Linked DNA regions of Mus musculus: region 1 is linked to region 2. A link is a loop called in an ENCODE intact Hi-C map of the cell type or tissue named here. Cell type or tissue: heart. All regions are shown on one strand. Links, peaks and the distances in the headings refer to the core of each region. The heading gives the core; the rest is flanking DNA.

Evidence for each region. Peaks named below come from ENCODE experiments on the same cell type or tissue, not always from the same donor. Only the 100,000 strongest peaks of a DNase experiment are listed, where the experiment ranks them.
Region 1: a loop joins it to region 2, with 2.4 times the contacts of the local background. A loop is called at or near these places in 2 of 42 quality-filtered maps.

Annotation. Positions count from the first base shown.
Region 1 is chr1:157,453,378-157,461,715 of GRCm38, forward strand. It overlaps Cryzl2 (crystallin zeta like 2), which reads left to right and starts at 5,191. Exons shown (of 10, transcript NM_001033284.2): 1 at 5,191-5,268; 2 at 5,367-5,475. The coding sequence starts at 5,219. In heart, for the core only: CTCF peaks have their summits at 5,118 and 5,322; a DNase peak (open chromatin) is centred at 5,174; H3K4me3 peaks cover 945 bases; H3K27ac peaks cover 1,220 bases.
Region 2 is chr1:157,137,954-157,146,291 of GRCm38, forward strand. It overlaps Rasal2 (RAS protein activator like 2), which reads right to left. Exons shown (of 18, transcript NM_177644.5): 17 at 8,237-8,324; 18 at 1-2,922. The coding sequence ends at 2,758. Among named protein-coding and RNA genes, the nearest start is that of Gm30694, 21 kb to the left of the region's middle. In heart, for the core only: no CTCF peak of the experiment used is centred there; no DNase peak of the experiment used is centred there; H3K27ac peaks cover 681 bases.

The DNA of each region.
Region 1 (8,338 bases), core at 278-8,277, 320 kb after region 2:
GGGCAAGTTCCTTAACCCTCTTCAGCCTATATGCCAGATCCATAAAAGAGTGGGAAAAAAATGGTATCCTAGTATCCTGGTATATAGGACCATTGTGAGGGCTAATGAAGCCATGCAGAAGCATTTGCAAACTGCTCTGTTTGGAGAAACCACCAAGTGCTCATTCTAATGCTAATCACCATTACTCACACTATTAATGATGAAGCTGTTTGGGTGACAGTGCTTTGAAACTTATGAAGCACTATGAGAAAGTGAAGTAAGGATGGTGATGATATGATGGTTGTGGTGGTGGTGGTGGTAGTGATGCAGATGATGACGTATACATGGAGAAATGAGATTCATCTAGCATGACAGAAAGAGTAGCAGACAGGAAAATCTGATCTTAATGCTGTTCCTAAGACAACGAAGCAATGTGACCTTGGGCTAGACCCCACCTACTCTGTTTCTTACAAAGGGGGAAGTTTGATGAGACTACCTTTTTGTTGTCATTATATTTTGAGACACTGGCTATATATTCTGGCTGTCGAGGTTAGCCTTGAACTCACAGAGCTCCTCCCACCTGTGCCCCCTAAGTACTGGGATTAATAGTAAGACTACCCAGAATTCCATCTCAGATCAGAAATCCTGATTCTATGGGTACTGGAAAAATAACTTGCAGAGCAAACCTTATTATATGGATCAATGACTAAAGCACTTCTCTGGAGCTGATAAAAGCTAACTCTGCTGTAGTGATCGGTAGTAATGTTCAGGGGAGAGTACGGAGAAGGCAAACTCTTCCTATACGTCTTGGGATTTTGGAGGACATCACAAGATGACAGCTGATAACTACAGTAGCAATGCTGATCTACGTGAATATCAAATTATGCCAGTAGCTATGAACTCAGGTAAGAAAGCATGTGCAAGCTGGAGAGTTGGCTCAGTGGTTAGGAGCACTGACTGCTCTTCTAGAGGTCCTGAGTTCAATTCCCAGCAACCACATGGTGGCTCACAACCATCTGTAATGGGATCCAATGCCCTCTTCTGGTGTATCTGAAGACAGCAACAGTGTTCTCACATACATAAAATAAATAAATCATATATATATGGGTTTACTACCCTTAGAGAGAGAGACAGAGAGAGAGAGAGAGAGAGAGCAAGCAAGCATGTGCAAGAGCCCTTAAAACTGGGACTCCAGTTCTAGGGCACCTGACTCCCTCTTATGGCCTCCATTCCTGCATGTGATACACATAAACTCACATAAACTTATGAATGAACACACACACACACACACTAAACAGATTGATAGATAGATGATAGATAGATACTAAATAAACAAATAAACAAACAAACAACCTTTGGGATTTGTGGCTTCAGTTGTGTGGGGCCAGCAGCTTTCCTATGCAACTGGTAGAGCTCCTTGCTTCCCACCCTCTTGGCATTAATTGAGTACTGCTATGTGCTGGACGTAGAAGTAAACTTGGAGGCAGCAGCAGCAGCTTTTCCTTTCAAGCCCTGTTTTTGGATGGTGCATTTTTACTGTTGGAGGATTCTTGTACCTTCCCATCGTCATCCTAAGTTGAGCGTATACTGTTTTCTACTATCCTGTGAAAACAGAGCGGTTTGCGTCTCAGGCTTTGGCTTGCTTCTTCACCCCCAGCTCTCCAGCAGCTTCTGGATGTTAAATATTATCTCTCCGTGTGATATGCACCAGAAGGAAGACTCAGCTGTTACTCTTTTACTTCCCTAATGAGCCTCAAGCTGGTTCAAGCTGGTTTAGAGGGCAGTGATCAATCTCCTGCCTCCTTTAGAGAGGACTGAGTGTTCAGATTTAGCTGCTCGATGTTAATCTCCTACAGCACTCAACTTTTATTCTTCTTGTTTCTTCTTGCCACCTCACTCCCAAATAAAATTAAATAACCGGGGACAACTAGAAGCAATAGCTGAACGTAGACAGTAAGGTGTGGCAACGTCTCGATGGATAAGCTAGATGTCTCTCTTGCTACTATGAAAACCACTATTAAACAGCCTGTCACCCTTTTAACTGCTCTCTGTAGACGTCAAACTTATTTTTACACATAAGTGCGCAAATCACTTCAATTACCTAAAATATTTTCAACACCTTTCAAGACTCTTTTTTCTTTTTAAAGATTTACTTATTTTATGTATGTGAGTATACTATAGCTTTCTGTCTTCACACACAACAGGAGAAGACATCAAATCCCGTTACAGATGGTTGTGAGCCACCATGTGGTTGCTGGGAATTGAACTCAGGTCCTCTGGAAAAGCAGTCAGTACTTGTAACCACTGAGCCATCTCTCCAGCCTTCAGGACTCTTAAATAGATTTCTACTTTTTTTTTTAGATTTTTCATAAATGTTGAATGCCATCTTGAAAATTTTCCTTACACTCCTTGATCTTCATATTCTCTGAGAATGGCAGAATATTGTGAAAACAACAATAGAACCTTTTTCTGGAGCTGGATAGGCATCTTGGTGAGTAAGAGTACCCGCTGTACAAGCAGGAGGGCCTGGTTTTAATCCCAGCAGCCTCCTCAAAAGCTTGAAGGGGTCGTGTGCATCGCTCCATCCCCAGAACTGTGTGTGTTTTGGGGGAGGGATGTTGAAGACAGGAGAATCCCTGGAGCTTGTTTACTGCCAGCCTAGCTCCGGGTCTAGTGAGAGACTCTGTCTTGAAGGGAAAAGGCAGAGAATGAGAGAGTAACATACTTAACATCCTTCTCTGGCCTCTGTGTGAACCTAGACATGTTCACCCTTGTACATACATGAACTTATACCACACATACATTCCCCCCCACCCCCATATACTTGCACATGAAAACCTTTCTGTAAAAGCACTTAATTACAAATATGAGACTTAATACTTAGTGTTATTTCCAATTACCTGGAAAATTAATACTAGATAACTGAGTTCTCGTTCAATAATTTATTAGGTACATATCTATTAAATACTGAAAATGTTATGCATTATACAGATCCTACAAATTAAACAAGATTAAGAAATGGTTGCTAGGCCTGGGTGTGGTGGTGTATACCTTTAATCCCAGCACTCTGGAGGTACCAGTTGGATCTCTTGTGAGTTTGAGGCCAGCCTGGTCTACACAGCAATAACAATTAATACTCAGAACAAACAATCATTACATACTTCATAAGTTAGAGATTTATTGCTGTTGGCTTTCCTGGCAACCAGGAACTCCCTCCTCCATCCCCGTTGCTATGGATCAAGCTCAGGGCCTTACAGTCTAGGTTGGTGCTCTACTCTGGAGTTACACTACAGGCTTAAGGATGACCATTTGGTGGTGACATGGATTTCTCCACTATTCCTATCTTTCCTTTTTTTCACATTGCTGGAGATTGAACCCAGGGCCTCTAGTTTGCCAGGGTGAGCACCATAGCACTGAGCTACATCTCCAGGTCCCAAGTTCATCTTACATGCTTGGTTTATATGCCGTTTACAGAGTGCTTTCCTGCCTGTCTCATTGGAGCCATGGGTTTTTTAAAAGAAATCATCTCCCATTGTAGACATTGCTTCCCTTCGGTTGTTTGTATGTGGAGCTGAAAATTCCCAACGGGTACGATTATGATGACAGCGCCTACTGCACACCTGAGGGGCTTATTTGTTCTTGGGTTCCTCAGCCCTCAAAGCCTTTAGGTCATAAACTCAGAAATGCATCCTTCCTTTTCGCTTTACAGTTTCCTCCATTCAATTGCTGTTCGTTCCTGCTCAATGCCTTCTCTTATGGAAGAGTTAATTGAGGGCGAGAACCATTAGGGAGGTGGCCAAAGAGGTGGTAGAACTGGATTTCAACCTGTGGCCTATACCCTCTGGCCAGATGTCTTCCAAAGATGCCATGCTGTCGTTAAATCTATTTATCCAATGATATAGTCTTCCATTCTTTCCAGCATAGCATGTACCTCACATACATTGCTGGCGTATAGTCACTTGCTGTTTTAAATAGGTCAGATAGATCTACATCTAATACTAACGTGTGTGTGTGTGTGTGTGTGTGTACATACATGTACATGGTTCATGTGTAAGGTCAGCATTTGGAGGTTAAAGGACAATTTTTGGGAGTAGGGTCTCTCTTTCTACCATGTGACGTCTGGGGGTTGAATTTAGCTTATCAACCTTGATAGCAAGCACCCTTACCCACTCAGTTATCTTGCCAATGCCAAAGCAATTTTATATACTATTTCATATAGACAGTAGTATTATTTTTGGTTCTTCTAGGGCATACCTGTGCCCCTAAGGCTTATGTCATCACTGAATCACATTTACCAAGGGGTAAACCTTTGGAGCATGAGAGTCATTAAGTTTTGGGCTGACTTTTTATTTATTTTTTTACTAACTAATATTTTAAGACAGGGTTTCTCTATGTAGTCCTGGCTGGCCAGGAACTGGCTATGTAGACTAAGTTGGCCTCAAATTTACCAAGATTTACCTATCTTTGCCTTCTGAGTGATGGGATTAAAGGCATGTGTCATCATGTTAATTTATTTTTATTTTTATCGGAGACAGGTCTTACAATGTAGCTCTGGCTGATTCGAATGTTCAGTTTTCTTGTCTCTGTCTCCTGGGCCCTGGGATTACAGGCGTGTGCCCAGCTGGCTTGTCTTTAATTGGATATTCTCTTTGGATTTGTTCAGGATCAGTTAACACCAGACTATTGGTAACAGTTTAGTTTTTTTTATCATAATTAGTCCTGTGTGAGAAAATTAGTGGCAAGAACTCTAGCAGTTCAAATGTAGACATCAAAGGATTCACCTGTGCATTTTGGACTTCTTTCTTAGAAAGAACCCCAGAACTACTACTGAAATGTTACCAAACACAGATTTAATAGTCTTCCAGGCACACCCTGTAGTTCCAGCACTCAGGAAACAAGAGGCAGGAAGATGACATGTTCTAGGCCAGCCTGGTCAACACTGTGAGAGCTACCTAATGAGACCCTGTCTCAAAGACTCTTAATCTGGGGTGATCGAATCATTTCCCTCATGCTTCCTTTTTGTTTTCCAGAACCAGCGAAGAGATCAAGGGTTGCACACACTGTTTGGTCTAACCCTAGAAGTGGTGTGGGGCTGACAGTCCCCTGCACAGACAGACAAGAGCTCCGCCTGCCGGTCAGGTCACCCGGCCAGAGCAGGCACGTCCTGGGACGCCTTTCCGCTCTCCCCAGAGCTCTTCCTGCCACATGCTGGCCACGCCCCTCGCGACTTCAGCTGGCCATGGCAGCAAGGCTGTGTACGCGTTGCCTCCCTCCGGTGTGGCTCTGCAGGTGCAAGCCCAACTCCCCCCCCCCCCGCCCCCCCCCCGGCCCCCTTACAGACCCCAGGGGTACTGCTGAGAAAACCAGCTCCCTTTTCTTTGTTGCAGGCAAGCCTGGCAGGGCCAAGGCCGGCACTACCGAGCTGCACTCTGCACCGAGTTGAAGCAGCCCCTGACCATTCAAGAGGTGGCTCCCCGCCCCGTCGGGCCACAGGAGGTAGGGTGACAAGCTTGACCCCGGGATGCCTCCTTGTATAGTTCAGAGCCTCTGACTTTCTCGGCCCAGCACTCGTGGGCTTCCTGCTTCGGTCAAAATCCTAGTTCCCAAGCGTAGGGGGCGACCAGAGGCTGGAGCGCACCCACTTTAGGTTGGAAGGTCAAGCCCTTTCAAGGTTCACGGAAAGGCTAGAAATGTCAAGGAAGCCCTCCCTCAAATCTCAAGCATAGGCCTCTCAGAGAGCTCCAGAGCCGTTGCCTTAGAAACTGTGTCTGATTTACACAGGACTTTACATAACAATACAGACAAAAGGACCCTTATCCTTTGCTTAGCCCCTCTTCAGGGTCAGTATCAAATTATGTACGGGTCCCCGAACCATTGCCCCCATCCCAATCTATCTCATGAAGAATACAAGCCTGGGCTCCTCTTATGTCCTGCTGTAATTTGGGATGAGATCCTTTTCCTGCCAGGAAATGTGGAAGTCACCTTGGCCTTGCCTGTTGACCACTTTGGTGACAGCGTGTGACACATATGTAGTAGAGAATGACAATTTGAAACAGGGTGGAGTACGCAAGAGTATCTTCATGTTAGGGGTCGCTCATGAGAGGCAGAGATGCAGCTACAGTTGTAAAGGTCACCCAAATGGGGCCTGTGGTTAAAACAGATTATTGGAAGAGAGGGTGATCACAGCCATTCAACTTCCCTCATCTTGAGTCATTCATTTCTGGGATAACACCATGTCATCCAGGCTGGAACTGAACTTACAGTCTTCTTGTGTCAGTCTCCGGAGTGCAGAAATGCCTCCCTACTCTTGGCTAAGTTGTTTTTAAACCAAGGTGGAGTGTCTTGAGGACAGTGGACATGCTATCCACCAGTCAATAAGTACTCCAGTTTTTGGATGCGGAGGCATGGGCTCCCCAGTTTTGCTGTTTGCATTGTAAGGAGCTAGCTTCTGAGAGTGTTTTTATGTTATTTTTCTTTGCCTTTAAATCCCTGGAGTTTGCAACGGGCCCTGGCATGTGGCACATACTTAAAGAACTGAGAAATGAATGATTTTGATAGATAAAGAATGGCTTCTAACCAACCCGCCACCTCTCCAGTAAACGTAAACACGTAGAGCACATTGATCTGGGATTCCAGCTGGCACCTTTTGGGATCCCCACCCTTGTGGGCTGCATTCTCTGATGAGCACCAGAGTTCTCTGGGCCTGTTCAGACAGGTTGCTGAGCCTCTCCTATCTTCCCATGTATGAGTCAGTATGGGGTGTGGCCTCAAAGTTGGAACTTCTTTTTTTTTTTTTTTTTTTTAAGACAAGAGTCTCATTATGTATCCCTAGCTGGCCTGGAACTCATAGAAATCTGCCCATCTCTGTCTTCTCAGTGCTGTCGTTAAGGGCAAACTTCACCCCAACACAAGGTGAAGTTTGAATTTCTAACCAAATCGCAGATGATGCCAGTGATGATGGTCCTGGACCCACCACCTTTTGAAACTCACTGGCTCCTCAAAAGGTCTAGAGTAGTGGTTCTCAGCTATGGATTGTGACCCCTTTAGGGGTTGGATGACTGTATTAGTCAGGGTTCTCTAGAGTCACAGAACTTATGGACAGTCTCTAGATAGTAAAGGAATTTATTGATGACTTACAGTCGGCAGCCCAATTCCCAACAATTGTTCAGTCGCAGCTGTGAATGGAAGTCCAAGGATCTAGCAGTTACTCAGTCTCACACAGCAAGCAGGCGAAGGAGCCAGAGCTAGACTCCCTTCTTCCAATGTCCTTATATTGTTTCCAACAGAAGGTGTAGCCCAGATTAAAGGTGTGTTCCACCACACCTTTAATCCCAGATCAAAGGTGTAGCCCAGATTAAAGGTGTGTTCCTTAAACTCGGAGATTTAATCTTCTGGAATCCATAGCCACTATGGCTCAAGATCTCCTAACCAAGATCCAGATAAGGATCTCCAAGCCTCCAGATAAGGGTCACTGGTGAGCCTTTCAATTCTGGATTGTAGTTCATTCCAAATATAGTCAAGTTGACAACCAGGAATAGCCACTACAGATGACCCTTTCACAGGGGTCCCATCTCAGATACCTTGCATACCAAGGCATTTACCTTACAACTCATGACAGTAGCAAATTGCGGTTATGAAGTAGCAATGAAAATAATTTTATGGTTGGGGCTCACCACCACATGAGGAACTGTGTTAAATGGTCGCAGCATTAGGAAGGTTGAAAACCACTGCTCTAGAGAAACTGCTGGCCATGTGGTTGTAGTTCTACCTCAGTGATGACTTTGTCAAGAGCATAGAAGACAGGGATCTAGGCTGTCCTCCCGGGTTCGAGCTACTCAAATTCCAGCATATTGCCTTTGCTCAGACAACGCCGCAACCCCCTGCTTAGTGGCGTTCTGTTGTTCCCAGTATGAAGGACCTTCCTCAGTTCAGACCTACAAATCTCAGTGTAGTGTGGAGCTCTCACTCCTTGTCGCTCTCTCCTCTTCCAGTTCTAGACTTGCTAGTTTTTCTTTTGTCCCTCACGCAGGGCATCTGCACACGCCATAGCTTTTGTCTGTGCCAAGCACCAAGCGTTCACCTCCAAGTTTGAATCATTAACTCTTGGCTTTTACTAGTGCAAGGGTTACTTTCCTAGTTTTCCTTGGCATTCCTCAAGAGGTCACATACCCTCATCATGTGCTTTCTCCTACCTTTAAGACTTTATGTTAGGTTATAATTTAACACATATGAGCCACGCATGGTGGTTCAGGTTTATAATTTTGAGAGGCCACAGGGAAGATTTTAAGTTTGAGGCCAGCATGGACTACATAGTGAGTTTGAGGCCAGCCTGGGCTACATAGTGAGATTCTGACTCAAC
Region 2 (8,338 bases), core at 301-8,300:
TTCTGTTATCAGTTTGGAGACAGGGTCTCAAGCAGCTTAGGTTGGCCAGGAAACTTCCGAGGCAGAGGGTGGGTGCCCTGGGGCTGCCAATGCTCCTGCTCCTATCCCTACAGTGCTGGGACTGCAGGTCTGTGCCACCCCCCCAATTCAGACCATGCTGGTGTTTGAACCTAGGGCCTCTGGAATGCTAGGCTGGCACTCTGCCAACTGAGCTATACCCCAGTTCAGAATATTTCTGATAGGCTAAAAATATGAGTAGGCTCAAAGGATAATCTAAGATTTAATATCAGGCAACAATGCTGAACTTTCGACCCCTAACTCTCTTAAGACTTATTTTTTTACTTTTTTCCTTCATTCATGGTAACATTACAGAACCTTGAAATATGCTTTGGGCATTCAATCTTGTAATACAGACAGGCTCTTTAAGAAGGTCCCAAAATGTTAATAGTTAAACTGCATTCATCAATATGGCCAGCTCTCTGTAATCTATAACCTGCACTTGAAGACCTTCCCTACCTCAAAGCAAGACATTATCCACATTATATACTTCTGGCCACCAACACTGATATTTGACTAGGTTTTGTGTGGTAGTACTGAAGGATTTTGAAGAATGAAGGAAACACTGCTAGGCTACAAACATGAAAAGATCTATGTTTACCCCCCCCCCCCCCCCCCGCTCCAATACAGGGCATTACTGAAGAATCAATAACCTTCTTTCTTGGGAAGTAATTTTAACCACACTGTGACCTTAGCTTGGAGGGAAGAGATAAGATGTAAAAGAACTGCTGAGGGTCAGGAGAAGGCTCAAGTGGGCGTGGAGCCTGAAGTTCTAAGCATAGTGGGATTCTCCTGCTTTTAAGAGTTATGAAGAAACCCTTTCACAGGTTGTAGGCTGAGGGCTCTGGTGAGGTGGCTGAAGTACAAGGTCAGACCCAAAGGTCAACTGAGGAGCAAGTGAGGCTTGGAATGCACCCCTGGGACTTGGGGGGAAGGAGGCCTTGGTATCTACACCTGGGCTTCAAATAGGAGGGAACTATACATGTTCTCTCGTTTCCTCGTAAGTTTTCTGTTATGTAGAAACACATACTCCATGCATATGGCTCCGTTATGTCTCCCCCCTCGTCCTTTACTTAGAAAAAAATTCTTGAAGTTTATAACTTAAAAAACAAAATGAAACTTTGACTTATTCGAGAAATGTTTTTTTCCCTTGTAAAACTGTGTAGATCTTGCTTAAAGAGATTCAAGACCCTTTTAAACATTTATCTCTGTATATCTGACAGCACAGAAGATATGACCATTTTTGATGTGCACATTGTATGTACATGTGTGAATATATGTATATATATATATTTATATATATATAAAATATTTGCTTAACCTGCATCTAACTTTCCATATCTCTGGTAATCAAGCCTGCATTCCAGATTTCCAGATGACATGTCACACTCTGGAGAAAACCACAGATTTTCTGTCCTATATCAAAGTCATTAATGATAATCTAGGTCAGTCTTGCTGAGTCTACCATGAGTGTGGAATGACAACCAGAATGTGTCATCCTTTCTCTAGCAAGATTAATCATCATTTTTAAGGGGCATGTCTCAGTTTTAGATAGCTTCCAAAATTTTATGGAGAGGATAAATAGAAAGAGGAAGCAATTCATGTTAAGTGGTGACGGGTTACCCTGCCCACAGATTTGCTAATATAGTGGATAAAACCTTTATCCTAAGGAAAAATACAACTGACAAATAGGAAGAGAACGTTTAGTGGGATATTCAGAGATTCCTGCTCTGCTGTATAGTTAGCCCTTTTCTGTGTGGAAAAAGGGTATTTAGTCAGATGGCTTATGAGTGGTCTACTTGAATGGCCACTCTCCAGGGGAGAGTGAGTCCTGTTGGTGCTGACCGCTCCCAGCCTGGGAGGAAAGGGCAGTGGACAAGTGAACATGAAGACAGTAGATAGAGACACGGTACTTACAAATCTGTCAGCTCTAAAGAGCACTTTAAAAAAAGTTGGAGTAAAATCAAAAAATCCCACATCTAACTGTCCATTATAGATGGAGGAAATAAATATTGACAGGAGTTCAAGAGAAATCATTCCTAGTCTAGTTTTGGTACAGTCAACCACTTTTATCTGTGTCTTCTGAAACGGCGGCTCTCCAAAGCAGGTTACAGTCTGTTAGAAGCATCTTGGTTGATCAGTGGCATAAATTACTGTTTTGTATGTATCTTGGTATTTGCAAGTTTTCCTAATGGTAAGGACTATGGTGGGGCTTTTAAACTGGCAGATGAATCCCTGAAAAAAATCCATTCCGACAAGGTCCTATCGTACTCCATGTGCTCCTATCTAATACATGAACTCTACCTACTGAACCAATAGGCTTATTCCTCACTCACACTTGGCTCCTACTTTTCCTCCACTAACAACTGCAGTGCTTTCAATAAGAGAAAAACAATAATAAAATAGTAATAATTAAAAAGGTAATCTACATTATTAACTTCCTTTTGGTATATTACAGTGGTATTTCTGTACACGGCCCAGAACTAAGTTCCCTATGTACATAGAGACACTGGGAAAAGCATCAAACTTCAAGTCTTTGCTTTAAGCCCTGAAAGACAAGGTTCCTTTCTTCATTTAGGAGTTTCTCACCACACTGCCATTTGAAATAACATTCTGTAAACCTGGAGGGTTAAAGGGCTGGGATAGGAGAGCTGGGCAACTTCCTTCTGCCTCCTCCCACAGTCTGTGTCACCAAGGCCATCAGCAGCTGCTATTTTTGAATTCACCATTCTCCGTGATGGAAAGCTTGGTGGGGTTGGTGGGAGAGATGCCATTGCGGACCTGCATGCTGTACCGCTCCTTCACTTGTGTCAGCGCACTCATCAGTCTCGTGTTGGCTGAATCCAGGGACACGATCCGCTTTTCCTACAACACACCAATCGTGGCTTTATTCAGGCTGCATGGAAGAGGCCACCTTCTTTACTGAATCAACAGTTTAGTACTTTCTGTCACAGCATGGTACACATGGTGCTCCCCAAACAAATGGAACGTCTCTGCCTCTTTCTGCACATTGGTTAGGCTCAGCACCCCCTCCCCTTAATCTCTGTTACTCATTTCTGCATAACAGGACTTCTTACCAACAACACTCTGTGGCATTCATTACTAGGCTGTCTGTAAAAATGACACCATCAGTCAAGCTGCCTTATGTAGTAAGTGCTTTTGTCAAAACTGAAACATGGAAATTAGGTGGCAAAGAAAGAAGCACCAGAGGTTTCATTTCCCAGCAGAGAAGTGCACGTGATCCATGGAGTCACCGCCCAAAGAAGGCAGAACAGTCACATCCGGAAAGAATTCACATTGTGCTCAAAATTAAAACAATGCATGGTGGCAGTCTAGAGTCACCAACAAGGTGAGGATGCAAGAGCAAGAGGTAAGAGCAGCCAGAAGCTCAGACCAAGGAGTTGTTTGAATCTGGGGAGGGAGATGTGGCTGGAAGGGATGCTATAAACATAACACATGAGAACAGACAGAGGACACAGGCTCCTAGACCCATTCCAGCTCAGTGACTCCAGGAAAGCTGCCCAGTAATGGCACACTTTCATTTTACTCTTGGATTTTAAAATAAAATAAAACAAAAGCAATGCTTTTGGAACTACGGGTTGTTGAATTTTCACATATCCACCAGAGAGAGGGGATGGATGGACATTCCCCCCCCCCCCTCAAATGTTTTACAGTAGGATAAAACATTATCAGTCTCACAAAAGTTAGGAGACTTTCATCTTTATACCCTGGGACTTTCCCAACAAACATGAATTACTTATTTTTCAGAAAATAAAGACAGAGAAAGACAATCTCGTCCTATCCTCACGATTTGAAAAGGAAATAGCCCATGAGGACCAACCTTAACACAAATGAAGCTTTCTTTTCTCTGAGTTTATCCAGGAAGACATGGACAAAGTTTAGTCATGCTGGGGACCTAGTACTGCTCTGCTGGGACACGAGCTGCCAAGAGCAAGCCTAGTGACGGTCAGGGGACCGGGGTGGGCGGGTGCTGGTGAGGGAGTCTGGGTAAAGCCATAGGTGACTACAGCATCAAGCAATGCTTGCCCCTCTCTCTCTCTCTCTCTCTCTCTCTCTCTCCCCCTCCCCTCTTTGTTGCAAGCAGGAAGTTGTCTTTATGGCAGAAGGGGTTGGTGGCTTCAGTTTAAATGTATGAAAAAACAAAAGCAACCCAACTACTGCTATTATTATTCCTTTAAATAATTCCCATTCTCTGGTGCAAGACTCAGGTGGTAAGATACAGAATCAGTATTATTAACTATCCACTTACTATATATATATATATTTAAAACAAAACAAAACAAAACACATGACTTGTGGCTAGGAGGTGGTGGACACACACACCTGTATCTCAGTACTCAGGAAGCAGAGGCAGGTGGATCTCTGTGAGTTTGAGGCCAGCCTGGTTTACAGACTGAGTTCCAGGCCAGCCAGGGCTACATAAAAAATCCCTGTCTTAAAAAAACAAGCCGGGCGTGGTGGCACACGCCTTTAATCCCAGCACTCGGGAGGCAGAGGCAGGCGGATTTCTGAGTTCGAGGCCAGCCTGGTCTACAAAATGAGTTCCAGGACAGCCAGGACTACACAGAGAAACCCTGTCTCAAAAAAACACCAAAAAAAAAAAATAAAATAAAATAAAAAAAACAAAAAAACCCAGAAACCCAAAAAGAAAAAAAAAAAAAGAAAAAAGAAAAAAGAAAGATGACTTGTTTTAAGAACAGGAGTAACTCAAAGACAGATTTATTATCCTTTTAAAAAATAGTAATTACTTAAAAATTATAGTTAGTGGAATTTACTGGGAGAACAAATACAGGTCTTTTCAAAGACAATAAGTAAGGATAGGCTAAAAACTAAGAGGTAGATTCCAAATATAATTCCCCTCTTCACACTATGTAATTACCCCTAAATGGAATAAACGGTACTTACATTTTTAAATAAATATTTGTTTCATTTTTGTCAGTATCAAATTTCTTATGTATTATATAAATAAAAAGTTTTTACCATAACTGGCATTTTTTTAGAATAGGCAAGGAAAGTTAGTTCAGTAACAAATGATAAGGCCCCAATACTAAGAAAAACACTGGTCCTGGGGTTCATAAAAAAATCAAGCAGTCACAAAAACAAAACAAGACAATCTCCCAGCTCTTTTAAAAATCAAGTTTAGTCATAAAAGGTAAAAAAAGAGCCTGAGAAGGATTGCGATTATATATTACCTGCAAATAACTGATAGCAAACAACCTCCCCTACTAGATATCTCAAAGTTTCTAAGCAGAGAAACTCCCTTTGTTTTCCCCACTGCCAGCTTTCAAAATGAAACAGAAATTAATGGAATAAAAAATACCCCCACTAAACTAAAAACAATCTCAAACAGGAAACCAAGGCTCAGCTGGCCCAAGTTGCTATGCCATTTGATTCTGCCTGGGTTAGAATGCAAAGCAATCTAACATTCCTGACAGGAAGGACTTAACACGGGAGTGCCCGGAGCTGGAATGTGTAGGAGGCCAGTGCACTGGCCAGGGCTGGGGACTGCTCAGCTAGAGAACGACAGGGTTTACTTGCCTGTTTGAATAATCTCATTTCCATTTATGACCTGTAATTTAACACAGTGGAGATATCACTTGCAATAGTAACTAGGCAGCTGCTTTGTTTCTCATAGGAAGAAGCCCCTCTCTGTTCTCCATCCTGTCACAGGGGTGAAAGGTGCCACACTTCGTATAGTCTTTGGTGCTATCACTGTGACCCCAGTGAGCTGTGAGGTTCAGGACGGGTGATTCTGCCACTCATCCGTTTGCAGTCCTGCTAGAAAGGGACTACTGATGTGGGCCTGTGCTTTGCAGCATGAACTGACTCATGGAGAGGGAGAAGCTGAACTCCCTGTCAAGGAGCAGGGGCTGCCACGAGAGATGAAAACCACTCCTGGGTACCTGAGTGCTAGTGTTCTGAAAAATGATATAATTAATCCTAGTGCAAAGAAAGTAACTATTTCCATTTTAGAAATGATTTTTTACTATTATTGACAGTAAGACACAGGGCTGATATATCAAAGTATAGATTGCCTCCTAGGTAGACTATTATTCCCAAACATGTCATCATTGAAGAAATGAAGCCAAGAGGACTACTCTGCTTCAACACTCACTTAAGAGATAAGATTTGTTCTTGCAGAAAATAATCTGATAATAAGCCATTCATTACAATGAATAAGTATGTACAGTCTTGCTATTCTACGATTCTATGTACCAGTAAGCCAGCAGCTTGGATTGAGAATGCTCCCTTTTAAGACACTATTATATTTTGAGCTGCCTTGGTATTTATAGTTTGTGCAGCAGTTTTCAAATGTGGTTCAGTCTGAGTATTCTTGATGGATCTATATTAGCTTTCATAGAGGGATTTATACTATAATAAAGCCTATGCTTTAGTGGGAAGCACATCACATTTAATCAAACCCAGAATGTTCTGACCCATTAGTTGAGAGTGGTCTTCATGGTTGTGTAGTCAGTGAGTGTATTGGTTTATGGAAGGTACCTTGGTTCAATGGAAATAGTCCAGAGAACCAAGCCATTGGAAAAGCAAACTGCCAGACCATAAGTCTGACTGCCTGAGCTCTGAGGATACCATTGTTTCCACCTCTGAGAGCTTCTGACTTCTGGTCAATCAAATTCCCTTCCTGGATTCCATCTTTATTGACCACTTTCTGCTTTATATTTAACATCAAAACTGGAGACAGGTGGAGGTGAAACTCCCTGGAAACTAGTGCTGGAGCTGTCCTGCCAGCCAGCATACAGAGTCATACTGTGTTGCTGGCAAGTTCCCTCTGCTTAAGACTGCACTAAAATTGGCTGAAATCTGCTGTGTTCCAGCACTAAGATCTCGCTGTGTGATTACTAATAAGGCTCACATTGCTTCACATTGTTATACCGCGAATCCAAAGGGGAAACTTTTCAGCACTAGTTTTCTTGAGGAAATTACTATCTTTATCTATGCTATTTCTCTTAAGATTAAGGAGTGATATATTTTTTTTTAAATCTGATAATATGGCAATATGGCCTTGTTTCTACTATTCTTCCTAGCTTACCTTGGGAATACCTTGAAAGAATAAAAGTAAGAAGGGCATGTAAGGTAATCATAGCATATATTTCTCTGGCTCAAAAGAGGTCAAACATCCAGAATTTGACTCTAAAACAGTTTGGGAGCTATGTATGTAAGAAAGCATCACATCTCACAACGAGCTTCTAAGCCCAGTGTGCTTCAAGGCTTCAAGACAGATGACGCCTGGGAAGCGCCCTCCCACAGCTGTGCTCCTAGTTTGAAAAATAAACCCACTTTACACTGAGCTCATAAGAAAATTTGCTTGTTGAAGGGCATGTGTAAGAATACTGGGGGCTTGGCTAGTTTTCCCCGGAGATGTGGTTAGATAAATCACTATCAAAACTGTAATTGCCTTTTGTAACTTATTTCCATATAAGAAATAAATCATACTCTACAGTGATAAAGCAACAAGGAATTGGAAATATTCCATATATACTAGATTTTGCTCTGATCAATGGTGTGTTTCCTTGTGAAGGGTATCATTCTACTAGGTGTAAGCTGTCATCAATAGAAACCTAGGTTCTAATTTTATCAATATTTTTAAAAATAGTTTTATCCAGAGGCTTTCTGAGCATAGCACCAACAAAGAAGGGCAGCCAAGCACATTCCAAGCGGCAATGCCAACCCTTGAACCAAAAGGATAACAAGGAAAGCTGTCTCCTACAACCTTATCTTTCCTCTACAATTCCTTTGCTGTGACTAGGCGTGGATGGCAGTGGATGTGACTGACAAGACCGTGCAGAACACAGCCAAGCAATGGTTAGTGTAGGTCACAACCCAGATATATGCAGTGCACTTTTCTACAGTTTCCTTCTTAGAGAATGCCCTCCTTTCCTCAAGGAGAGAAGCCAACTTCATCATGTACCTTGCTAAGACTTGTCAAACAACTACATTAAATACACAGTACTTTACACACTAATATTAATGCTATATCAATATGGAGGTCATATGGAAACTCATCCAATATTCAAAGGATAATGCCAAGAAACTTCCAGTATCTTGTTTTCTACTGATTTGCCATTTGCAAGGATGGGAAGTCAGAGAGTAAAAGCTATTAAAACAAGTGTTTTCACTAAGTTCAGGGCCTGCTTACCTGTGCATCAATTATTTTCTGCTTTGCATCAATAACTGCTTGCATCTCAGCATGATCTTTCTTTAATTCTTCTTCCACAGCCATTAGCCTAGAATGTGGTAG